Regions from separate parts of the Homo sapiens genome. Here region 2 is linked to region 1. Evidence: read pairs that join two places in POLR2A ChIA-PET (ENCODE). Cell type or tissue: K562. All regions are shown on one strand.

Evidence for each region. ChIA-PET counts read pairs that join two places held together with the same protein. Peaks named below come from ENCODE experiments on the same cell type or tissue, not always from the same donor. Only the 100,000 strongest peaks of a DNase experiment are listed, where the experiment ranks them.
Region 2: POLR2A ChIA-PET joins it to region 1 with 5 read pairs; 2 of 35 experiments call an interaction of 5 or more read pairs at or near these places.

Annotation. Positions count from the first base shown.
Region 1 is chr5:62,383,610-62,386,109 of GRCh38, forward strand. It overlaps KIF2A (kinesin family member 2A), which reads left to right. Exons shown (of 21, transcript NM_001098511.3): 21 at 1,875-2,500. The coding sequence ends at 1,960. Among named protein-coding and RNA genes, the nearest start is that of DIMT1, 19 kb to the right of the region's middle. In K562, no CTCF peak of the experiment used is centred here; no DNase peak of the experiment used is centred here.
Region 2 is chr5:62,584,382-62,586,881 of GRCh38, forward strand. All of the region lies in intron 27 of IPO11 (importin 11), which reads left to right. All of the region lies in intron 1 of IPO11-LRRC70 (IPO11-LRRC70 readthrough), which reads left to right. Among named protein-coding and RNA genes, the nearest start is that of LRRC70, 6.8 kb to the left of the region's middle. In K562, no CTCF peak of the experiment used is centred here; a DNase peak (open chromatin) is centred at 1,550.

The DNA of each region.
Region 1 (2,500 bases):
ATTTGAAATCATATTTTGTAAAGTCAGCAGTGACTGTTGAACTAAAATTTTCATTTGTTTCTCATATTGTTCATATTCAACCCTTTATTTAAATTGTTTTGATCATTTTTCTAATCTGCAATAATTCACAATCAGCTTCTGTATCCATTTTATTCAGAAGACAGATCCTAATGCACTCTGGTATTTTTTCTTTGTAGCATTCAACTTAATTGACTTCCTTTCCTTTTCTCAAATTTCATGTGTATCAAGCATATCCATAACTTTTAAGAAATTACTATCTAGATATATTGCATTATTCAGTCCTTAGAATTTTTTTAACCACCCAGAGATAAATTTGGGATTTATAAGAAAAATTTGGGCCAGACACCTGTAATCCCAGCACTTTGGGAGGCTGAGGCAGGTAGATCACCCGAGGTCAGGAGTTCAAGGCCAGCCTGGTCAACATTGTGAAATCCTGTCTCTACTAAAAATACAAAAATTAGCCAGGCATGGTGGCACATGCCTGTAGTCCCAGCTACTCAGGAGGCTGAGACAGGAGAATCACTTGAACCCGGGGCAGGGGGCGGAGGGCGGAGGTTGCAGTGAGCCGAGATCACGCCACTGCACTCCAACCTGGGTGACAGAGTGAGACTCCATCTCAAAAAAAACAGAACAGTAACAGTTTGAGAGCACCAAATCTAGAAGTTCTTAAATTCATTTCAAAATTTCAAAAAAGTTAACTTTTTAAACATCACTGTACTTTCAAAAAGGGGAGGAAAATTGAGATTCCAACTTTATTCTGAAGTCTACAGAGTAGGGTTTCGTAACCTTGACACTGTTAACATTTGGGGCTAGGCCTTTCTTTGTTGAGGAGTGTTATCCTGTGCCTTGTACAATATTTACCAGCATCGTTGGTCTCTGTCCACTACATGACAGTAGCACCACACCAGTTGGGATAACCAAAAATGTCTCTAGACATTACCAAATGCCCGCTGGGGGCCAAAAATCATATCCAGTTGAGAGCCACTGTTATTGAAAGATAGCTTATCTTCACAGCTGCATGTAATTTGTCTGACAATTTACTAACCTATTTCTAGTTTTTACATGACTCTAGAGCAGTACATGACCAGAAAATGCGTAAAATCAAGAAATATATCATTTAGTCATCCCCCCTTCACAATCCCCCTTCCTCACAGTGAGGACAAAATGTAAATTTCTAAAAATTCAAATATATTTTACATGTTCATAGCTTTAAAAAGGTAAAATAGGGGGTGCTGAGCACGGTGGCTCATGCCTATAATCCCAGCACTTTGGGAGGCCAAGGCGGGCAGATCACCTGAGGTTGGGAGTTCGAGACCAGCATGGCCAACATGGTAAAACCCCGTATCTACTAAAAATACAAAAATTAGCTGAGCGGGTGGTGCACGCCTGTAATCCCAGCTACTCGGGAAGCTGAGGTGGGAGAATTGCTTGAACCCATGAGGTGGAGGTTGCAGTGAGCCTAGATCGCACCATTGCACTCAAGCTTGGGTGACAGAGTGAGGACTCCATCTCAAAAAAAAAAAGGTAGACTATGTATTTTACAATGTGAAACCTGCCTATACTCTAGGAGGAATTCCAATAAATTAAAACAGAGAACTGTAAATGTGCCAAACAGAACAGAAAGCTATTGAAAGATACAGAAAAACAGGTATTTCTGGAAATCTGTAACAAAAAACTTTCGCAATAGTTGAGCATTCTATTTAGTTCCGAGTTTCTAGACAACAAAGAACAAAAGGAAAAATACTGAGTTACTGTTAGGAAATAACACAGCTGACTTGATTGAACCCATAAAGTTGTAAACTCTTACTGCGTGTAATACAATACTTATTCCCTCTTTCTTTTCTTTTTCCAAGATAAAGTGAAATCTTTCCGTGCAGCTCTACAAGAGGAGGAACAAGCCAGCAAGCAAATCAACCCGAAGAGACCCCGTGCCCTTTAAACCGGCATTTGCTGCTAAAGGATACCCAGAACCCTCACTACTGTAACATACAACGGTTCAGCTGTAAGGGCCATTTGAAAGTTTGGAATTTTAAGTGTCTGTGGAAAATGTTTTGTCCTTCACCTGAATTACATTTCAATTTTGTGAAACACTCTTTTGTCTACAAAATGCTTCTAGTCCAGGAGGCACAACCAAGAACTGGGATTAATGAAGCATTTTGTTTCATTTACACAAATAGTGATTTACTTTTGGAGATCCTTGTCAGTTTTATTTTCTATTTGATGAAGTAAGACTGTGGACTCAATCCAGAGCCAGATAGTAGGGGGAAGCCACAGCATTTCCTTTTAACTCAGTTCAATTTTTGTAGTGAGACTGAGCAGTTTTAAATCCTTTGCGTGCATGCATACCTCATCAGTGATTGTACATACCTTGCCCACTCCTAGAGACAGCTGTGCTCACCTTTTCCTGCTTTGTGCCTTGATTAAGGCTACTGACCCTAAATTTCTGAAGCACAGCCAAGAAAAATTACATTCCTTGTCA
Region 2 (2,500 bases), 200 kb after region 1:
GAGCTCAGGAATTCGAGACCAGCCTGGGCAATATGGTGAAACCCCATCTCTACCAAAAATACCAAAAATAAAAATAAAAAATAAATCTGGGTGTGGTGGCCTGTGCCCGTAGTCCTAGCTACTCAGGAGGCTGAGGTGTGAGGATTGCTTGAGCCCAGCGGGAGGAGGTTGCTGTGAGCTGTGATCACACCACTGCACTCCAGCCTGGATGACAGAGCAAAACTGTGCCTCAAAAAAAAAAAAAAAAAAAAAAAAAAGGAAATAGGAGCAGGTCACAGCAATAGTAACAAGGTAATAGGCATTTTTTTTTTCTATACTAGTGCTGTACTGTCTGAAGCATAGCTTTTTTTGTTTTGTTTTTTGTTTTTGTTTTTTTTTTTTAAGTGCCCACTACCACTGGTCATCACTTTGCTGAAGCTGATAAGCTTGTGTGGCCGCACACTTTTAATGTGGGAAGCCTGGTAGGTTAAAAGAGAAATGTTGGAGAAAGCAGTATGAGAGAGAAGAATGTATAGTACACCTGCTGCTGGCCCAGATGTGCCTTGTTTCATTGCTTCTGACTCAATTCCAAGATACCTTGTGATAGAGGACATTTTAATTTAGTAGAAGGTAGTTTTCTTATCCTGAATAATGTGGAGACCTTACGTATATATGTTGTCTTCCTGTTTTCTTTGGTCTCCATTTCTTCCATGTCTGTGGAGTTTTCGGTACATGCACATAAACCCTAGCCTGTTGTTAGTATGTATCTTTGGCTTTGGGCAACCTTATTGCTTTTTTCCATATATTTTCTATGATACACAACTTAATACATAAGTTGGTATTTTTGTCTGAGACTCTGAGGAGCAAACGTTTTTATGTTGTAGTGCAGTTTCCTCAAGCTTTGGCTTTCAAAACTCCCTTATCCTCAGTTACCTGCTTCTCATCTATGAAAGCATCCTTTAACACCATTGTCTAGAATCAGGACCATACCTGCAGTGTTGTTGTTGTATTTGTAGTCTTATTATAAATGCTACTGACCAGGTAAATCCAGGCCATACAATTCCTAGCAGATGGAAAGCCCCCTGTGAAAGCCCGGAAACTAGAAAGTGTTAATCAAAGATAGCCTGTGAAGGTGGAGAACAATGTGAGGCTAGGTAAGGTCAGAGAGCTGGGCAGGAACCAGGTCATATATAGGGCTGAGTAAACTAGGATTAAGGGTTTGGATTTTTAAGTGTAATGGAAAGTTACTGAAAGGTATAAACTTTTGCTTTAAAGCAAGGAAAAGATACTAGATTTTGTAAAAGCCTTCTAGTGTGCCGTATAGAGAACAGATTAGAGGAAGTCAGGAGTGGAAGTTTCCTTGTTTTGGAAAGGTAGGCAGTAGTTTAAACTCAAGACAAAATTGGCTTGTTGCACAGTGTTAATAGTAGGAATATAGAGGAGTAGAAACAAGGAAAAATTTCAGAGATAAATTTGACAGAATTTGTTGATGAATTGAGTAAATGGAAGGGTAAATGAGAAGGAAGGTCAAAACTGAATTCCTGGTTTCTAGCATGAGTCACTGGGTTGATAGAGATGCTTTTTACTCAGATAAGGAAAACAGGAAGAGAACCTGGTTTTGATTCTCTGTTTTTGGTTTCCTTGTTTTTGTTGGGGAGGCACTCATAAGTTTGGTGTTGGATCTCTTAATTTTGAGATGATTGTGAGAGTGCCAAGAGTGAATGAGAAAGATGCCAGTGTACTTAGGGTTACAGAGCTTAGAGAAAGGTCATTGAGCATAAAGTTTTTTGGTCAACTGTAATACATTATTATTAGAAAGCTGTAACAAAACAGTAAACGTGTTTATATGAAGTTGTTAGTTTAATTACACATATGTATTTTTAAATGTGAAATTTTGCTTTAGAAATATTTTTTCTTTTATTCATGATACAATGTTATTCAAATGCTTCTTGCAAACTTTGACATTGGTGTCTTCATCATTATCAGTCAAAATTCCCTTTGATCATGTAACACTGTTTTCCAGAGTATTTTATCTTCATTTTGATCTGAGCTGTGTGGCATACAAGACTTTTCCAGGAATTTAATCCCAAGCTACAATTACCTTTTCAAATAACTTTGGTAACATGAACAGAGTTGGCCTTTTTGATTTGTTCTTAAAATATATCTTCATCACCTGAGGTCGGGAGTTCGAGACCAGCCTGACGGACATGAAGAAACCCCATCTCTACTAAAAATACAGAATTAGCTGAGCATGGTGGCACATGCGTGTATTCCCAGCTACTCAGGAGGCTGAGGCAGGAGAATCATTTGAACCCAGGAGGTGGAGATTGTGGTGAGCTGAGATCACGCCATTGCACCCCAGCCTGGGCAACAAGAGCAAAACTCAGTCTCCAAAAAAAAAAAAAAAAATATATATATATATATATATATATATATATATATTCATGATTACCTTGTAATTATGTATAGCTTTATTTTCATCAGTTTCCGATATCTACAATGGTGCTAGCTCCATAATTAC